Regions from separate parts of the Homo sapiens genome. Here all the other regions are linked to region 2. The links are chromatin contacts, found by Hi-C in ENCODE. All regions are on one chromosome and are shown on one strand. Each heading gives the region's core, a stretch centred on a gene start or an enhancer-like site at or near the end of the contact. The rest is flanking DNA. Distances are from core to core; before and after follow the strand shown.

Region 1 (5,304 bases), core at 359-2,858, 7.0 Mb before region 2:
CCCCTAATAAACAGAAATATATACAAGAAAAACTTGACAGAAAGGCACTAAACTATAGTTGTTATCTTTATACCCTAAGGTCATGGGGAATTTACATTTTTTAAATGTATTTCTGTGTTTTCCATGATTATGTGTTACCTCTATATTATTTGAAACAAATAAAACTAATAATTGAGAAAACTATTTTTAAAAACTCTTTTCTTTTTTTGAGACAGAGTCTTGCTCAGTTGCCGAGGCTGGAGTGCACCGGTGTGATCTCAGCTTACTGCAGCCTCGCCTCCTGGGTTCAAGCGATTCTCCTGCCCCAGCTTCCCAAACTCCTGGGATTACAGGTGTTGGCCACCACGCCTGGCTAATTTTTGTATTTTTAGTAGAGATGGGGTTTCGCCATGTTGGCCAGACTGGTCTCAAACTCCTGGCCTCAAGTGATCTGCCCGCCTCAGACTCCCAAAGTGCTGGGATTACAGGCGTCAGCCACTGTGCCCAGCCACTATTTTTTAAAAGTCATAGAATAGCCCAGACCTTGAGCAAAGTCCCCACAGTGAAGTCCCAACCTATTTTCACATGATACTAGCCAGCTGCCTATGGCTCATGCAGAACATACCAAAGAAGACTCAGGTCTAGACTCAGACTGCCTCGGTTTCAATGCTAGCTCTGCCTCCTACTAGCTAGGTGGCTATGAGCAAACAAGTTATGTTCTTATGTCTCAGTCTCCTCGGAAAAAGAGTATCACTTCACAGAGCCACTGTATAGTGGAAAGGTGTTCATTTGTATAAACCCCTTAGAATGGAACTTAGCAACTAACGCTAAATTATAATCACTTCTCATGCCCAAATACATGACCCCACACATTCTCTGATTTATGTGAATAAAACAAGAATAACAACAAGTCTTACTCACATGGGGTTCTGCTGCCTCCTCCTCTGTGCAGTGCTTTTTGAGAAGTCAGGGCTGGGGAAGAAAAACAGGCTATGAAGTAACCAGGATTGTGTCTTCATCCCGGATACATCACAGTGGCATCTCCCAGGACCAGTTAGAAGCAACCCTCTCCTTCCTCAAAAGAGGTCAGGGACAATCCAGCTTCATGGACTCACAGAATTTCGCCACAGAACGGGAGTTTCTAGGAAAATTACAGTAGTATTGGTAATTCACGTGCCAGGCAGTTTTACACTTTTTGTATTACCTCGTTTTCTCTCAAAACATTCTATTAGGAAGTTTTTGCTTTTATTTTCCTTCAGAACAGCAAACGAAGGCACGGGGATTAACTAACTCGCTCAATGTGATACTGTATGAAGTGGTAGGGCTGGCTCATTAGGTGGGGGAGTCACAATGAGGGAGCGAACAGCCCGAGAGACCTTCAAACCCGACGAAGCATCACCCCAGCCGCCCGAAGCCAGTACGCCCCCAATTCTAACAAGCTCCGCCCAGGGAAACGCAAAACAGCATCCTGGCCCCTCAAACCTCCGCTCTTAGCCGCTACTCCTTTTTTTCCCCAAACAAAAGACCGCTAGCTGCTGACCACAAGTGCATTTCGGGGAAGTTTGAAAGGTTCCTGAGAAGCTGACCTGAATCACCAAAGCCAGGGAAAAGATGGCTGCTACGTCGTCTTCCTGGGCGGAAGTGCCTGCGAGTATCAGGAGGACCTGGACTACGCTTCCCAGAATTCCACAGCACTGCCTTCCTCGAGCCGGAAGTGCCTACAACTACCTAGAACGATTGGACCTACAGTTCCCAGGATTCCGCAGGGGAAACATTTACAGCCTTACTGCAGCTGAGCTATGCGCGACTACACGGAACTCCGGACTACATATCACAGAATGCTGGAGTTGGGGGAAAAACAGAACAGTACCGCCCTCCTGGACTACACTTCCGGAATGTCCAAGCCTTCTGATGTGGAAGTGTCCAACTACCTTGAGCTCCTGGTTTTCATTTCCCAGAATCCCTCACTTCTCTTTAGGTATTATTATGGTCTGAGTGTTTATGGCCCCCACCAAATTCGTATGTTTAAATCCTAACTCCCAAGAAGATATTAGGAGGTGGAACCTATGGGACGTGATCAGATCAAGAGGGCAATGCCCTCATGAATAGGATTAATGCTCTCTTATAAGTGGCCTGAGGGAGCTCCTTTGCCTCTTTAGTTATGTGAGGACACAGCCAGAAGGACCATGTATGACTTAGAAAGCGGGACCTCACCAGACACTGAATCTGCTGGCACCCGATCTGGGGCTTATGTGCCAGCAATTTCACTCCTAAGTAAATACCCAGGAGAACTGAAAGATATCCACACAAAAACTTGTTCTAAAAAAGTTCATAGCAGCATTAGTCATAATAGTCAAAAAGTGGAGAAGACCCAATGTCCATCAGCTGATGAGTGGATAAACAAAATGTGGTCTAGCCATATAATGCAATATTATTTAGTAATGTGAATGAACAAAATATTGATTCATGTTATAACATAGATGAACTCTGAAGACATTATGTCCAATGAAAGAAGCCAGACACAAGATACCATATATGGTATGATTCCATTTATATCAAATGTGCAGAATAGGCAAGTCCATAGAGACAGAAAGTAAATTAGTTGTCTCCAAGGCTGGGGAGATGTAGTTGGGAATGGGGAGTGACTGTCAATATGTAGGGTTTTTTTTTTCTTACTTTTTTAGAGACAGCGTCTTGTTATGTTTCCCAGAATGGAGTACAGTGGCTATTCACAGGCATGATCATAGCACACTGCAGCCTTAAATTCTTGGGCTCAAGTGATCCTCCCGCCTCAGCCCCCTGGGTAGTTGAGACTACAGGCATGCACCACCACACCCAGCTCATGTAGGGGATTTCTTTTGGGAGCAGATGAAAGAGTTCTAGGATTAGATAGTGGTAATCATTACATAATATTGTGGATCTTTTCAAAGATAGAAAAATGTTATGTGACAATATCCCCTAAAGCGTTAAAATGTAGCTAAACTCAAAGCTAAGACAGGGAAATCCCAACGGCCAAAGATGAACAGGCAAGTTAGGCCCACAGATGAAAAAACTGAATGATCCCACAAGGGCTGGGCATACTAGGTAAGAGCTAAGGAATTAATCTTGTGTGTGAATGGGAGTTAGAGTAGCCATGCATTTTGGGAGACATGAACTATACAATATTACAAATGAAACAGTTCTCTCCTCTTGACTGTGAACAAACAACAACCAACCAAAAACAAAGCCAGATAGCTCCCAGCTTCTACAGCTGTCTTGTGACTAACCTGAAAACTCTGGTCATGAGGAGGGTAGATGTAGACTGTACCTACAGTCTTATCAGTTATGGGGCAGAGGGGCAAGAAATTATTTGGTTTAGTCTACTGGTTTTGGTTACAAATTACCTTGAAGGAAGATGACCTAATGTGGTATCTGGTGATACAAAGAAAGAAAAAGAAAGAAAAGAATATAGGTACTGGATTTCTGAAGCCCTTTGTTCAGAAAAGAGTTAACATAGGCCTGAGACTGTTGTACTTAAAAGGCCTGCTTGCAACATGCTATAGTTTGATGGTGTTCCCTTGTTAAAACTTAATCCCTTCTTGCTTTTTCATCACTTCCACCATATGAGGACATAGCATCTGTCTCCTCCAGAGGATGCAGCAACTGGATGCCATATTGGAAGCAGACAGCAGCAGCCCTCACCAGATGTTAAACCTGCCAGCATCTTGACCTTGGACTTCCCAGCCTCAAGCACTATGACAGATAAATTTATATTGTTTATAAATTACCTAATCTGTGGTATTCTGTTATAGCAGCGCAAGATATAAGGTTAGCCCTTGACTGGTATCTGGGAACTTGAATTTCAGGAGGATTTCCACAATTCTCTGATGAGAGTGGCTCACCATGCCCCGGCTATTTGTATAATGTGATTTATGCTGAATTCCTTCTGGGAATCTAGAATTTTGGCCCAAGCTGGCCTATGTGACCAGTTCCAAAACAAAACACAACGTAGTGCCTAGGGCACTAAGTCTCCATTGAGCTTACTGGGTAGACATTTCACATGTTTCAATGCTGAAAAAACAGTACATCATGAATGATTCTACAGGGAGTGGATTATTGGAAGCCTGTACCTGATTTCTTCTGGACTTCATCCCATGCACATTTTCCCTTTGCTCAACTGACTTGGTATCTTTTACTACAATAAATCATAGTGACTATGATAACATAGGGTGTCTTGAGTCCTCCTAGTGAATTACAAGAATGTGAAGGTGGTATTATCAATCCCCAGCATACCATGCACATTGAGGTAGCATGGACCTTAATGAGTAGCAAGCATCCAGTGAAGGTATACTGAAGAAAATCAATAGTGGAAAAAAGTCTCCCCAGTTAGATATAATTTATTGAGTAAAGCCCTTTAATCCAGCAGTTCACAACCTTTTTGGCACAGGGGACCAGCTTTGCAGAAGACAATATTTTTCCACAAGGTGAGGTGGGGGGATGGGGATGGTTTGGGGATGATTCAAGCACATTACATTTATCATTTTATTTTCACAAGGAGCGAGCAACTTAGATCCTTTCTTTAAAAAAAAAAAAAGAGTTTCGCTCTTGTTGCCCAGGCTGGAGTGCAATGGCGCAACCTCGGCTCACTGCAACTTCTATCTCCTGCGTTCAAGTGATTCTCCTGCCTCAGTCTCCCAAGTAGCTGGGATTACAGGCACCTGCCACCATGCCTGGCTAATTTTTGTATTTTTAGTACAGATGGGGTTTCACTATATTGGCCAGGCTGGTTTCCAACTCGTGACCTCAGGTGATCCGCCCACCTCAGCCTCCCAAAGTGCTGAGATTAAAGGCATGAGCCACTGCGCCTGGCTGCAACCTAGATCCTTCACATGCGTAGTTCACAATAGGGTTCATGCCACTGATCTGACAGAAGGCAGAACTCAGCTTTGCTCACTTGCCCACTGCTCACCTCTTGCTGTCTGGCCCTGTTCCTAACAGGGTCTGTGGCCTAGGGGTTAGGGACCCATGCTTTAATCAACTACACTGAAAATATCACCATCATGTCCAAGGAATATGGAATGTCATTCAAACCCACTCTTTGTCCTTACTGGTTCCACATCCAGTAAGTGGATTGCACTATATTCTGCTCTTATGCACACTTTTTCCTCAGTGAACCTTTTTAAACATACCTCCCTAACATATGTATACCACTTTGTTTTCATTTCCAGGATTCTCTCTGTGTTACAGATTAATGCTTTAAAAAATGTAGCAAGCAAGGCCGGGCACAGTGGATCATGCCTGTAATCCCAGCACTTTGAGAGGCCGAGGCGGGCAGATCACTTGAGG
Region 2 (5,132 bases), core at 2,095-4,594:
GTTTATACCTTGCCTTTTCATTCTCTTTACTATCACTTGATGAACAAAAATTATTATTTTAATATAGTCAGTTTTATCAACCTTTTATATATAATACTTTTTTGGTGTTCTGTTTAAGAGATCTTTCCATTGCCACAGAGTCTAAAACACATTTACTAATATTTTTACTAAAAGTCTTAAAGCTATGTTTTTAACATTTGAATCATTAATACACATAGGATTGGTTTTTGCATATGCTACCAATTCAATTTCTTTTATTGTTTTTGGCCTATCCAAATTTTCTTCCTATACATGGCAATTTTCATCTGTGTTTTCCTAGGAAACTTCCTATTTTATTACATTTTCAAATGGATTTCTCAAAATATCCTTAGAATTCTCTTGAGTTTTAAATCTTTCTCTCAGTAGTAATGTTCCTTTTTCTTTCTCATGTTGTTTTCTTTCTCTATTTTTTTCAAAATAGACTTTTTTAATTTTAATTTTATTTTTTTGAGACAGAGTCTTGCACTGTCGCCCAGGCTGGAGTGCAGTGGCGCGATCTCAACTCACTGCAACCTCTGCCTCCCGGGTTCAAGTGATTCTCCTGCCTCACACTCCCGAGTAGCTGGAACTACAGGTGTGCACTGCCACACCCAGCTAATTTTTGTATTTTTAATAGAGACAGAGTTTCACAATGTTGGCCAGGATGGTCTCGACCTCTTGACCTCGTGATCCGCCTGCCTTGGCCTCCCCAAGTGCTGGGATTAGAGGCGTGAGCCACGGGCACCCAGCCTTTAATTTTTATTTTAAGTTCTGGGGTACGTGTGCAGGATGTGCAGGTTTGTTACATAGGTAAACGTGTGCCATGGTGGTTTGCTGCACCTGTCAACCCATCACCTAGGTGTTAAGCCCAGGATGCATTAGCTATTTTTCCTAATGCTCTCCCTCCCGCCACCCCACCCCCAACAGGCCCCAGTGTATGTCGCACCAGGAAACCAAACAAATTGTGTGACTCGCTTTATTGTAGTGGTCTAGAACCAAACCCTAAATATCGCTGAGGTATGCCTGTGTTTGTATAATACTATTGTTATGGAAATAAAAGGGTCTCAATCCAGACTCCAAGAGAGGGTTCTTGATCTCATGCAGGAAAGAATTCCAGGTGGGTTGTAGAGTGCAGTGAGAAGAGATAGTTTATTGAAAGCTACTCCACAACAGAGTAGGGTGTCCTCAGAAAGCAAGTGGAGGAACATCTGTTAAGCTTTTCTTATATAGGGGTCTTGTCTATGTAAAGACTAAAGTAAGCTGTGCCTATGCGTGGGTGGCCTGACATTATGACAAAATTTATTATTCTATTGATTTAAAGAAAACTATCCCTGACATTTTAGTAAGTACATCAAAGTATAACTATAATGATCTTGAAAGCATTTATTGTTATGGGTATTGGACATCTGGACTTTCTGTTGTTCTAGGAGTTTGTCTTTGCAGGCATTACAGGGCTGCTTCCTTCGCTGTAAACACATTAGGACCATGAGTTGTGACTTGCAATGAATGTGCCTTGCTAGTGTCAAGATGGAGCTGAACTTAAAATGGTGTCACTCTGGGTCTCCTAGGTTTCATCTTCCCTAACACTATGACCACACCTGCTGTCTTCTTGATGTTTCCTTGTAAATGTTTTTAATTCCTTTCTTTTTAAATTAGAAATTTACTATGAAAATTTCACACAAATACTATGGAAGAGAACATTATAATGAGTTCTGTCTACTTATCACTCTGCTTTAACATTTATCAACATTTTCTTTTGCAATACCATATACCCCTTCTCAGTGGAGTTTTTTTTTTCTCAGTGGAGTTTTTAAAGCTAATATTATTCCACCCATAAATATTTCCACACGAATCCCTAAAAGTTAAGTCATCTTCTTTTTAACAGAGCTGCATTACTGACAAAATCAACAGTAATTCTTAGCCCCTTGGTAGAAATTGTGTGTTTACTAACGGACTTCCACAGATGTTTCCTTAGACCGTCCTTTCGGAGAAGAAAGAAAACCTGAGATCAGCAGAGTCTAATTCTCTAAACATATTTTTAAGCCGAGTCCCAGAGACAGACATAACTGGCCTGAAGGCATCCAGCATGCCCACATCAGAGTGTAGGTTCAATTCCCTGAAAACAAGTTTCCCACCTGCTGGAACTGAACACATTGGGTAGTAATTTCCCACCACTGTTCAGGTAGAACTTCCTGTCAGAAGCTGAGCTGTGAATCATGTTTAGGAGTTCACCAAGTGAAAGGAATTGTATCTTTACAACTCCTCATCCACACCCTCCAAAAAGGGGAGTAAGGAGGTTTCAGAATTTCCACAGAGGAGAAGCTAAGGGTCAGAGACTGCACTTAAAGCTTCATTGACATGGTAAGGCGATTGTTATTAATTATATTTTAACTTCAAGGTAAATAAAAACAGTCTTCTTTAGGTGCTTTTAGTAACACGTTGGCCATACTAAAGACTATTAGTGTTGTTATTATTGCTGCCTACTATAGTTGCACTTGAGGTATTTAGTGTGGAGGGTAATGGGTGATTCAAATCTCTATTCACCTTCCCACCCGACCCAGCCCTTCAGAAGGGGACGCCCGGACTTCTCCTCCCTCCTCTGGTGGTATCTCCCAGGAGAGGATTGTATTAATACTATTGGACTTCTACCCTATTTCCCAAGGCGGTTTCTCCCATTAAAAGTTGTACCACTCTTCCTGCAGCCTACTACTCATTCAGATGTCTCTCAGACTTTCAGGGTGGTTTCACTCAAGAGATGACTCCCCTAGTGACCTTTCCACCTTTTCCCTGAATGGCGTCTGTAAAAAATGGACTGTACTATCCTGATTCCTCCTATCATCTGCCTGTGGTTTCTCCCAGGATCCCCTTCACTTGGTGATTTTTCCCTGGCTCCTCTATTCCCTGGTAATTATTATCCTCAGTGTCCTGTATTCAGAAAGGTAACTTAGCTTTTCTAAATATAACATACAGCACCAGACCCACATTTCCAGTAACTTTCTCCTCCGAAATAGAAGCCTAGTCAGACAAGGGTCACACTCCAGCATCCTATGTAACTATACCTGCCTCGCTCTAGGAAACCCTGCCAGCGGCCAATTCCTCTGCTCTACGGAATGGATATGCTTTCAAAATGGCGGCCCACGCGAATAAACACCATAAGGGCGCGGCCATGTTCTCTGCCGGACAGCGCCACATTACGGAACCTGTGCGCTGTGTCTGCGCCCTGTTGACTGTTCGAGGAAACTGGCTTCCAAGTTTATTCAGAGCATGCGCCATATCAACAGCCTACAAAGGGGAGGTGCTAGAAGTCGGACCGGAAGTGGAAGTGGTCTTCCAAGGCTTTTTTGCCGCTGGTGTCAGGAGTATTTTCATATTCCAATACCGATAAATCTTTGAGGTGATTTTGGTTGATCACGATTGGGGTTTCTGTGGAGCCAGTAATAGGGGGTGTCGAGGTTGCCTGTGGAGTTAGTGATTGCGGTTTCAGGCTTCGGTGATGGGGTTCTGTGGCGTCCGTTGTTGATTGTGACGGATTTCTCAGGTCATTGATGGAGCTCTTTGGGATGAGTGATTGAGGTTTGGGGGTCAGTGATGGGAGTCTGTGGTCAGTGACAGAGCCTGTAGGGTCAGTTATGGTGATCGGTGAGGACTGTAATCAGCTTGCTTTCTAACCTGAGTTGAAAGTTCAGCTTTTTAATTTTCAGTCTTCTTTAATATAAAAATTCTCAAGTTTTGGTGAATCTTTGTATTAAAAATTGTTCAAATCTAAGTGGTTTTTTCTTTGATCCATGAGTTATTTAGAAGTTCCTTTTTAAAGTAATGTCTGTTTAATGGTCAAATTGAAAAATTGCTTTATGACCTAGTTCGTGGTCAGTTTTCATGAATGTCACATCTATTACATAGAAACAGTGTACTATGTTCTCTAATTGTATTGTTATAGATATTAATTAAGCATATATTCAAAAAATATATCTGTCTCCTCACAGATTATTTTGTCTGCTTAATTACAGAGGAAGGTAAAGTACTCAACTCTGGAAAGGTTATTTGTCCATTTGTCCTTCTTTTTCTGCTTTATATATGTGAAATTATTAGGAATAACTATGTGCACTTTTTTTTTTTTTGAGATGGAGTCTCGCTCTGTCACCCAAGTTGGAGTGCAGTGGCGCGATCTCAGCTCACTGCAACCTCTGCCTAGTGGGTTCAACGGATTCTCCTGCCTCAGCCTCCAGAGTAGCTGGGATTAGAGGCACCCGCCACCACGCCCAGCTAATTTTTTGTATTTTTTAGTAGAGACGGGGATTCACCATGTTGGCCAGGCTGGTCTCAAACTCCTGACCTCAGGTGATCTACCTGCCTCCGCCTCCCAGAGTGCTGGGATTACAGGCGTGAGCCACTGCGCCCGGCATATGTGCATTTTTAATACTTTATAGATATGACTAAGTAGCTCAAAATATAACAATTCAAGCTTATACCAACAATTTATAAAATAACTCATTTTCCCAGATGCTTTTCCAGCAGTGGATATTGTTGCATTTTAAAAGTTTTTAAAATTTTGAGGGAAAATTATATCTAATTGCTCCAATGCATTTTCCAGTTACTAAAGTTGGCATCTTATTTGGTTAATTGCCATTTGTTTCCTTTTCTGTGAATTTTCATATCTTTTGTCCTACTTTTTTTTGTGGTATATTTTAACATAAAGTTAGGAAATATCATCTAATCAAAAGTATCTGATTTTTCTGTTACAGAGTCTGTGTTTCCTCTCACGTGTAATAAGATCCCTCCCAGCCCACCACAGTGTTATACACATGTATACTTCTAAAATTTATTTTAATAGTCTTTGTGATTTAACAAATACACATAATTAAGTGATCAGTCCTGCTGGCATTTGCCTACTGAATAGTGTGTGATGGAGATCTAGTTTGTTTTTTTCCAGGTGGCCAGCCAGTTATATCACTGCATTATATCACTGCCATTTATGCAATGAATGTCTTATGCACACTCATTTGAATACCACTTTTATCACATATATAGATCAATATTGTCTGGTATATTTATTGTTTTACTTGTTTTTATTACATTGTTTTTATATTGTTTTAATATCTGATAATGCATGGTAA
Region 3 (5,081 bases), core at 1,824-4,323, 7.0 Mb before region 2:
TCCTGTTTCTGGGAATTTGCAGAGTCCTGAGTTATGCCATTTGAGAGAAGGCAGAATCGTGCCTGGAACACTATGGAAGACACAAAAAGAGACATGAAAGCGTGGCCAGGGATGTCCCCACCAACACAGATGTGTACTGTGAATTAGCACACGAATGGTCACGGTGGCATTATTCATAATAATCCCAAACTGCACACAACCAAAATGCCCTCCTATGGAAAAATGGATAGACAAATCCTGGCATATCCATACAATGGAATCTTATTTGGAAATTAAGAGGAATGAAGTACTGACTCATGCTACAACATGCATGAACCTTGGAAACACTATGCTGAGTGAAAGAAGCCAGGCACACCAAACCACAGATTGTATGATTTCATGTATATGAAACGTTCAGAACAGACAAATGTTTATAAAGAAAGTAGGTTACTTGTTGATGGGGATTTAGGATAAGAATGGGGATTAACTGTAAATGGGCAAGAGGAGTCCAATTGGGGGATGAAAATGATCTAAACTAAATGATGATGATGATTACTACACTCAGCAAAGTTCCTAAAGATTACTGAATTGTACACTTGAAATGGGTGAATTCTGATACATAAAATACACCTCAATAAAGTTGGAAAAAAATTATTAATCTACATGTCATTTAATTTAACAAGACTGCGTTCTGAGTCCATATTGATAGAATATTTACTTTTGAATGAATGAATAAGCAAACAGGGGAACAGGGGATGCTGGTCTTTACAGTATGTTGCCCACTAACAAGTATATCTACTCATAAAAATTAATTTTATTTTATTTTAATTTATTTGAGACAGAGTTTTGCTCTTGTTGCCCAGGCTGGAGAGCAGTGGTGCAATCTTGGCTCACTGCAACCTTCTCCTCCTGGGTTCAAGCGATTCTCATGCCTCAGCCACCAGAGTAGCTGGGATTACAGGCGCGCACTACCACATGTGGCTAATTTTTGTATCTTTAGTAGAGACGGGTTTTCTTTTTTTTTTTTTTTTCTTTTTCTGAGACAGAGTCTTGCGCTGTTGCCCAGGCTGGGGTGCAATGGCGCAATCTCGGCTCACTGCAAGCTCCGCCTCCCGGGTTAACACCATTCTCTTGCCTCAGCCTCCCAAGTAGCTGGGACTACAGGTGCCCGCCAACACGCCCGGCTAATTTTTTGTATTTTTAGTAGAGACGGGGTTTCACCATGTTAGCCAGGATGGTCTTGATCTCCTGACCTCGTGATCCGCCCGCCTCGGCCTCCCAAAGTGCTGGGATTACAGGCGTGAGCCACCGCGCCCGGCCAGAGACGAGTTTTTGTCATGCTGGCCAGGCGGGTCTCAAACTCCTGGCCTCAAGTGATCCACAGGCCTTGGCCTCCCAAAGTGCTGGGATTACTCGGGCTGTGACCCTGAGTGCCTCAGTTCCATAACTCAGGACTCAGGCATGACCCACCATGCCCTGCCCTCTTATACTATTTTTGCAACTTTTCTATAGACTTAAAATTATATAATTACTGTGTTAAAGTTTTTTTAAAAAATCAGGAAATAGTCATAGGAGAAATAATAATGAGAAGAATAAGAATGAGCATGATAGAATATGGCAGGTCACTAGTTTATTATCTCTTTATCTGGAAATTTCCATGGATAAGCAGATAAATAGAAAAACATTGAGAAATGTATAATAAAAATTTTGTAAAACATTTATAAGTAATATAAACATGGAACCACTAAAACAAAATGCATTAGAAATTTAACCATTACTATCTTTACATCCTGATTTCATAGGTAATTACAATTTTTGTATCTTCGTATTTCTGTAATTTCTGAATGCTTCACAGTGATACGGTTCTATTAGAATGTGAAATATTTGTAATAAATGAAACAAAATAGTTGACAGTTTTTAAAAACTGAGAAAACTCCAAGGCAATTAGCCTTGCTCTTAAGGTCCTTTAATCAAGTTCTAACTTACTTTCCCCACCTGAGTACAGCTAGTTCCTCTGCCTCAATGAGAATATATCCAAGAGATGATCAACTCGGGCTCTGACCCTGAATGCCTAGGTTCCAACCCAAGTTTCACCTCTTACTACTTGGATGACCAGTACCTCTCCACAGAGTCACGTTGCGGCTTAAACGTATCTAATTGTATAAATCCCCTAGAATTGAAGTTAGCAATTAAGGCTTAATTATTATAAATGCCCATGCCCTATTACACATGCTACAAAGATACAGTCTCTGTAAAAGAAAAATGACAAGTCACACTCACGTGGAGCTTTGCTTTCAGTAGCCAAGAAGTCAGTCCGCGCAGTCCTTTTTCAGGCTGGGGAAGGAGAAAGCTGTGAAACATCCTGACTGGGTCGCTGTCCCTGAGAAAAGTTAAATGCTCCCCTCCCTTCGTGGAAGTGGACGCAACCCTCGCCTGCCTAAAAAGAGGTCAGAAGGCGTCCGGGATCGTCCAGCGTCCTGCAGGGATCAGAGATAAGGGCTGAGGCCCCTGCTGCTGGAGCTCTGACCCCACCGGGGGACCTAACAGGTTTCGTGGGAAAGTAACAAGAAACCACCACTCACCAAGTGACAGGGACTGTTTGTGTTGTGTAACCTATTCCAGTTACCAAAACGATTCTACAAAGATGGTCCTAACGTCCCCATTTTAAAGAACAGCAAGGAGAGGCCCAGGGAGATTAACACGCCAACCTTGCACTGTAAAAAAGTGACTGCGCGCCTGGAGTGCAGGGAGGCGGAGTGGGCGAGCTCAGAGCCCCGGAAACCCTCAAACCAGGCGAGACGCGACCCAACCAAGTCCCAATGCCCCCCGCCTCCCGCCGCGGGACACGAGGGGAGCCCCAGCCCAAGAAGGCTCCGCTGACACAACAAAAGCCGCCGCCCTCGCCCCACCAAACCTCTGCTCTCCCACGAGGCTTCTTTTCCCATAACCGGACCACCAGGTCCCAGCGAGCCCCAATCTTAAGTCCCTGACATTAGGAGGGGCCCGCGAGTCGCGGAACTGGAAGAAACTACCGTGGAATGTGCCGTGACAATCGCCCCCTCTTCCCTGGAGCGGAAGTGCCCGCGACTCCACTGATTGGCGGGACTACATTTCCCAGAATTCCCCGGATCCCCCTGCGTGGGTCAAATGGACCACGACTCCACTGAGCGTTTGGATTACACTCAGAATGCTGAGGGAAAAACGTTCAGAATCTCACCCTTCAGGGAAAAGCGATGGGACTCCGCGGTGCTCCTTGCCTACGATTCCCGCACTGCCCATGGGGAACGAATCCTATATCGCTGAGCGCTTGGTAGGGAATGTGGACTGTGACCCTGAGAGTCGTCCTTCCCTCTGCCTGAGTCCTTGAGCGAAAATATTGAATAGACAGCAATTCCTGAAGTCTAAACGCCTCCCAGGACTACGGAGGATTATTGGAAAGAGAACAAGCGAGGAGATACAATCTTCAAGGACTAAATGGGGAATGACTTTTTAGGGGTCAGTAGATGATTGATGATTGATTACTATAAACTGATAATATGAGGCCAAAACTAAAAGTTGGAAGAGTGAGCAAGTACAATGGTTTGGGAGAGGCAATGAAGAACAAAGAAGGTGCCAGCCCCTACTCCAGACGCTGTGGTACCACTGGTTTGGCAGGAAAAACAATCATCATTTGAGAGGGCCAGTGGGGAAGCCCTGTCCTCATGGAAAAGCTATCTTCTTTCGTTTACACTTTTCATGGTATTATGTCTACTGAAGAGGTAAAAACACCAAATTTCAGAGAAGCTCTTAAATTGCCCAATACTTCAAAGCAAGTATAACTGGTGAAGCGCTTGGCATTGATGTCAGACACCCAATGCCTATGATTTATTTAATGCAGTAGCATTAAGGAGGATCCTATACGTGAAGGAACATATTTTATTTTCTTCCTTTATATTTTTTGGTTAAAATATCGTCATTATAGTTAGCAATTTGGAATCTGGCTTACATTGGTTGATACAAATAAATAATAGAATAAAGCAAAATCAGAAAAAAACCCATCTAAAATCTTTCTTCAAGATAACCAGGGGCTGGGTGCGGTGGCTCACGCCTGTAATCCCAGCACTTTGGGAAGGCCAAGGCGGGCGGACCATGAGGTCAAGAGTTCGAGACCAGCCAGGAGAACATGGTGAAAACCCATATCTACTAAGAATACAAAAATTAGCCGGGCATGGTGGTGCGTGCCTGTAATTCCAGCTACTCGGGAGACTGAGGTAGGAGAATCGCTTGAACCTGAGAGGCAGAGGTTGCAGTGAGCCGAGATCATGCCACTGCACTCCAGCCTGGGCGACAGAGCAAGACTCTGTCACGGAAAAAAAAAAAAAAAAAAAGATAACCAGATTTTTTTCTCCCCATAAACATACATTGGCCTATTGATATGGTTTAGATCTGTGTCCCCACCCAAATCTCATGTTGAAATGTAATCCCCAGTGTTGGAGTTGGGGCCTGGTGGGAGGCGATTGGATCACCGGGGAGGTTTCTAATGGTTTAGCACCATCCCTCTAGTGCTGTTCTCCTGATAGAGTTCTCATGAGATCTGCTTGTTTAAAATTGTGTAGCATCTCACTCCTCGCTCTTTTCCTCCTACTCTGGCCATGTGAAGTGCTGGCTCCCTAGTCGCCTTGCAGCATGGTTGTAAGTTTCCTGAGGCCTCCCCAGAAGCTGAGCTGATGCTGCCATGTTTCCTTTACAGGCTGCAGGACTCTGTGTGAGCCAATGAAACCTCTTTATAAATTACCCAGACTCACGTATTTCTTTATAGCAATGGGGGAATGGACTAATACACTTATCAATCTATATTTTTGTTTTTTAAAAAATGAAGTCTCACATTCTAGATTCATTTTATAAACTAAAAAAATACCTTTTCACAATTGTGTTTACATAAAAACAAGGTTACTATGCTAACCACACAATGCCACACATCCCCCTCTTTGAAAATTGACTGACTGCTATTTCTATACTAGTTACAGCTGTATTGTTGCTCTAGTCGGCCCTTCCAAATGACAAAATTTATTGAGATGCTCCATCTCGGCCAGGCGCAGTGGCTCACGCTTGTAAACCCAGTA
Region 4 (5,337 bases), core at 55-2,554, 6.9 Mb before region 2:
ACAGGCGTAAGCCACCGCGCCAGGCCCATTTTGTTCTTAATAAAGAAAAATAGAATGCTGTACAATGACATGGTTCTATAAGAATACAAAATATTTGTAATGATTGAAACAAAATAGTTGACAACATTTTTAGAAACTCAGAAAATTTCAAGCCCCTAAGTCTTGCTTTCCCCACCTAAGTCCAACTAGTTCCTCTGCCTCAGTGACAACGTATCCCAAGAGAAGATCAAATCAGGCTCTGACCCAGACTGCTTAGGTTCCAACCCCAGCTCCACCTCTCACTAGTCGGGTGCCTATGCGCTCTGTGTCTCACTTTCGTTTTTAAAATAGAAAAAAGCAATACTTCTCCACAGAGCCACGGTGTGGCGTAAATTTATTTGTATAAAGCCCTTAGAATGAAGTTACTAATTAAGACTTAATTATTATCGACCCCCATGCCCGAGGACACAACCTATACACTCTCGGTTGGGGTGAGCATCTCGGTCAAAGAGCCAAGGACCACTCACGTAGAGCTTTGCCCTCAGAAGCCAAGAAGTCCCTCCCTGCAGCTCTTCTGGAAAGGTCGGGTTGGGGAACGAGAAAGCTGTGAAACACCTTGACCGCGTCGCCGTCCCCCATAAAAGTTAAATGCTCCTTTCCCTTCATGAAAGTGGACGCAACCCTCGCTCTCCTAAAAAGAGGTCAGAAGGCTTCCGGGATCATCCAGCGTCCTGCAGGGATCAGGGAGAAGGGCCGAGGCCCCTGCAGCTGGAGCTCTGACCCCACCCGGTCCTTCGTGGGAAATTAACAAGAGACCACCAGTCACCAAGTGACAGGGACTGCTTTAAGGCTCTCATTTGTGTTACCTCTTCCAGTTCCCAAAACGATTCCATTAGGATGGCCCTAAAGTCCCCATTTTAAAGAACAGTAACGGGAAACCCAAGGAGATTAACACCCCAACGTTATATCGAGAAGAAGTGGCCACGCGCGTGGGGTGCAGGGGGCGGAGTGGGCGAGCTCAGAGCCCCGGAAACCCTGAAACCAGGTGAGACGCGACCCAACCAAGTACCAATGCCCCCGGGAAGCGAGGACAGACCCAAGCCCAAGAAGGTGCCACGGACGAGAACGCAAACAGCGGCCCTTGCCCCTCCAAACCTCTACTCTCCGACGAGGCCCCTTTTCCCCTAATTCGATCACCAGTTCTTTGAGGATCCAATGCGTAGGTCCAGGAAATTCAGAAGGGCCTGCAACGCGCGGAACTGCCCCAAACTATCGCGGAAAAACTGCAGCAACCTCAGTCCCCGAGCGGAAGTGTCCGCGACTCCACCGAATGTTTGGACTCCACTTCCCAGAATTCCCCGGGACCCGCCAGCCGGAGCCAAACTGACCGCGACTCCACTGAGCGTCTGGACTACACTTCCCAGAATTCCCTGGGACCCAACTGCCGGAGCTAAACCGACCGCGATTCCACTGAGGGTCTGGACTGTACTCCTGCAGCATTACACTCAAAGGGAAGTGTTGACGACTACTGGGAAGCCCTTGACCACTCTTCCCACGGGGAACGAATCTCGTACCCCCGAGCGCCTGTTGGGAAATGTGGACTTCTACCCTGAGAGTCGTCCTTCCCTCTCCCTGGGTGCCTAAGAGAAAATACCGTATAGAAAGGAATTCCTGAAGTCTAAACCCCTCTAGTGAGGACAGGAGTGTTACTGGAAAGGGAACAAGCGAGATGATACACTCTTCAAATAAGTTTTGCCAGTGGTAAGAAATGGCATGTAGTTTTAATTTATAACTCTTGTAAAGATGGCATATTCTTGCATATTTTCAGGTGTCATTATTACATTTTTTGTAAATTGTCCAGATGTTTTGCCCACTTTCTTATTGAGTTTTTGGTTTTATCCCTCACTTTTCAAGCACTGTTCTTATATTCATGATATTAACATTTTATCTCGCAAATATTTTCTCAACAAAAACGTTTTTTTTTATTGTTTTATCTATGCAAAACATTTTAATGTATTTTATTATTTAAAACATCTCTATTGAGGTGTAATGCACAAAACGTGAAATTCACCATTTTAGGATATATGTAGTACAAATAAAAAGTTAGGAAACATTTTCATCACCCCAAAAACCCCATACCCACTAAGCAGTCACTGTCTAACACTAATCTCTGTCCTATTGAATTACCTATTGTGGACATTTCATATAAATGGAATTATACATTATGGAACCTTTTGTTTCTGACACCTTTCACTTAGCATCCTGCTTCTTTTTTTTTTTTTTGAGACGGAATCTCAAAAAAAGTGCCAGGCTGGAGTGCAGTGGCACGATCTTAGCTCACTGCAACCTCCGCCTCCCGGGTTCAAGCGATTCTCCTGTCTCAGCCTCCCGAGTAGCTGGGACTACAGGCGCGTGCCACCACGCCTGGCTAATTTTTCTGTATTTTTAGTAGAGACGGGGTTTCACCGTGTTAGCCAGGATGGTCTCGATCTCTTGACCTCGTGATCCTCCCGCCTCGGCCTCCCAAAGTGCTGGGATTACAGGCGTGAGCCACCGCGCCCTGCCAGCATACTGCTTTTAAAGTTCATCCACATCACAGCATGTACCAGTACTTCATAATATTTTATGTTTCTACTACGATTTGTTTTTTTTGTTTGCTTTGTCTTGTTTTGTTTTGAGGTGGGGTTTCCCTCTTGATGCCCAGGCTGGAGTGCAATGGCACGATCTCAGCTCACTGCAACCCCCGCCTCCTGGGTTAAAACGATTCTTCTGCCTCAGCCTCCCAAGTAGCTGGCATTACAGCCATGCGCCACCACACCCAGCTAATTTTTTTGTATTTAGTAGAGACAGGGTTTCACCAGGTTAGTCAGGCTGGTCTCGAACTCCTTACCTCAGGTGATCCGCCCACCTCAGCCTCCCAAAGTGCTGGGATTACAGGCTTGCGCCACAATTTGTTTATCCATTCATTGATTGAGGGACATTTGGGTTCTTTCCACCTTTTGGCTGTAGTCAATAGTGTTGCTACAAACAGTGGTGTACAAGTATTTGTTTCATCACCTACTTTCAATTCTTTGGGGTATATACCTAGATATGAAATTTAGTGATTCATATGGTAATTCTATGTTGGGAACCACGAAACAATTTTCCACAGCAACTGCACCATTTTTACATTCCCACCTTCAGTGTGTGAGGGTAGTAATTTCTCCACATCCTCTCCAATACTTATTTTGTATATATGTATGTATAAAATATATATGTATATGTATATGTGTGTGTGTATAAATTGAAAACGGGGTCTCCCTGCGTTGTGCAGGCAGAATTGCAGTGGCTATTCACAGACAACATCTCACTACTGATCAGCATGGGAGTTCTGACCTGCTGTGTTTCCACCCTGGGCCAGTTTACCTCTCCTGAGGCAACCTGGTAGTCCTCTGCTCCTGGGAGATCACCATGTTGATGTCGACTTAGTGTGGACACCCAGTGGGCATAGCTCACTACACCTCAAAACTCCTGGGCTCAAGCGATCCTCCTACTTCAGCCTCCCAAGTAGCTGGGACTGCAGGTGCCTGCCACCACATCGGCTATTTTCTATTTTTAAAGATGATAGCTAACATAGCTGTTGTAAAATGGCATCTCATTATTGGTTTGATTTGCATTTTCCTAATGACTAATAGTTGAGCATCTTTTCACATAATTGTTGGTAACTTGTATATCTGAAATTTCTATTTGTATCTTTGCCCATTAGAAAATTGGGTGGTTTCTCCTCTTGTTATTGAGTTGTAAGAGTTCTTTCTTTCTTTTCTTTTTAAGAAACAGAGTCTCTCTTTGTTGCCCAGGCTGGAGTGCAATGGTACATCACGCCCCACTGCAGCCTTGACCTCCCAGGCTCAAACAATCCTTCTGCCTCAGCCTCCTGAGTAGCTGGGACCACAGGCATGGGTCACTATGCCTGGCTACCTTTGTTTTTTGTTGTTGTTTTTTGTTTGTTTGTTTGTTTCTTGTAGAGACATGGTTTTCGCCATGTTGCCCAGGCAGGCCTCAAACTCCTGGGCTCAAGTGATCCACCCATCTCAGCCTTCCAAAGTGCTGGGATTATAGGTGAGAGCCACCTCACCTGGTCTAAGAGTTCTTTATATATTCTGATACTAGAAGAATTCATGCTCTTGACAATGTCTCTGTATGCATAGCATTTTTTTTTTTGCTCTAGTCCAATTTATGTGGGGTTTTTTTAGCTTGTGCATATGGTGTCTTATCTAAGAATCCATTCCAAATAAAAAGTCTTGAAGATTAACCTTTATGTTTTATTCTAAGAGTTGTATAGCTTAACCTCTTATATTTAGGTCATTGATCATTTTGAGTTAATTTTTAAGTATAGTGTGAAGTGCGGATCTAACTTCATTATGTTGCATATGTATATATATTTGCCCAGCATTATTTGCTGAAGAGACTATGCTTTCTCCATTAAGCAATCTTGGATCCTTCTTGAAAATCAAGTGACTTTAGATGTATGAGTTTCTTTATGGACTCTAAATTCTATTCCATTACTATAGCTTGGTAGTAAGTTTCGAAATGAAGTGGGAGCCATCCATCATGTTCCTTTAAAAAAGAAAGATTTTGTCTATTTGCCTCCATTACAATTACATATGAATTTATGAATTGATTTCTGCAAAAAAAAAAAAGGCTGTTTGGATTTTGATAGTGATTGCAGTAAAACTGTAGATTGGTTTGGGTAGTACTGTCATCACAAAAATGTGAAGTCTTCCAATCCATGAATGCCTAGACAATAAGCGAATTCAGCATGATCATAGGATACATGATCAGGATACCAAAATTAATTTATATATATTATACTAGCAATGAACACACGGAAATCAAAGTTCATACCTAGATGGAAGTTTGACAAAAGATGTACAAGGGTTGTAAGATGAAAATTACAACACACTGATGAAGAAAATCCAACAATATTAAATGAATGGAGACACATTCCATGTTTGAGGATCGTGGGACTCAATATAGCAAAAATGTTCATTCTCCCCAAATTGATACACAGGGTTAAAATAATTACTATCAAAATTCCAGCAAGATATTTTGTAGATATAAAATTATTCTAAAATTTATATGGAAAGGCAAAGGAACTAGAATATGAGTATGGTTAGGGTTGTCTTCACAGTTGAAAATCTTTCATTTAACCAGAGACATTATAGGGGAGACACTCTGTAAAAAGCTGGTCTCAAACTCTTAGATTCAATTGATCCTTCTGCCTCAGCCTCCCAAAGTGCTGGAATTACAGGTGTGAGCCACCATGCCTGGCCACTTACAAGAGACTTACAAAAGTGAGGCACTAAATTATTAAAGTAA

The links. Hi-C counts contacts between places; a loop is a spot of excess contacts on that map. Pooled maps may share reads with other maps.
Region 1: a loop to region 2 is called in a pooled map, with 12 times the contacts of the local background. The contact joins the promoter of ZNF226 here to the promoter of ZNF585A in region 2. A Hi-C loop is called at or near these places in 6 of 50 pooled maps.
Region 3: a loop to region 2 is called in a pooled map, with 7 times the contacts of the local background. The contact joins the promoter of ZNF234 here to the promoter of ZNF585A in region 2. A Hi-C loop is called at or near these places in 2 of 50 pooled maps.
Region 4: a loop to region 2 is called in a pooled map, with 10 times the contacts of the local background. The contact joins the promoter of ZNF224 here to the promoter of ZNF585A in region 2. A Hi-C loop is called at or near these places in 5 of 50 pooled maps.

Annotation. Positions count from the first base shown.
Region 1 is chr19:44,161,404-44,166,707 of GRCh38, reverse strand. ZNF226 (zinc finger protein 226) reads right to left here and starts at 1,608. Exons shown (of 6, transcript NM_001032373.2): 1 at 1,566-1,608; 2 at 901-951. RefSeq lists enhancers at 1,587-1,706, 1,767-1,916.
Region 2 is chr19:37,170,907-37,176,038 of GRCh38, reverse strand. It overlaps ZNF585A (zinc finger protein 585A), which reads left to right and starts at 3,344. Exons shown (of 5, transcript NM_001288800.2): 1 at 3,344-3,412. RefSeq lists enhancers at 3,118-3,412, 3,254-3,443.
Region 3 is chr19:44,139,546-44,144,626 of GRCh38, reverse strand. ZNF234 (zinc finger protein 234) reads right to left here and starts at 3,073. Exons shown (of 6, transcript NM_006630.3): 1 at 2,894-3,073; 2 at 2,260-2,313; 3 at 1-70. RefSeq lists enhancers at 2,586-2,635, 2,301-2,891, 2,646-3,045.
Region 4 is chr19:44,090,328-44,095,664 of GRCh38, reverse strand. ZNF224 (zinc finger protein 224) reads right to left here and starts at 1,304. Exons shown (of 6, transcript NM_001321645.3): 1 at 1,135-1,304. RefSeq lists an enhancer at 1,385-1,494.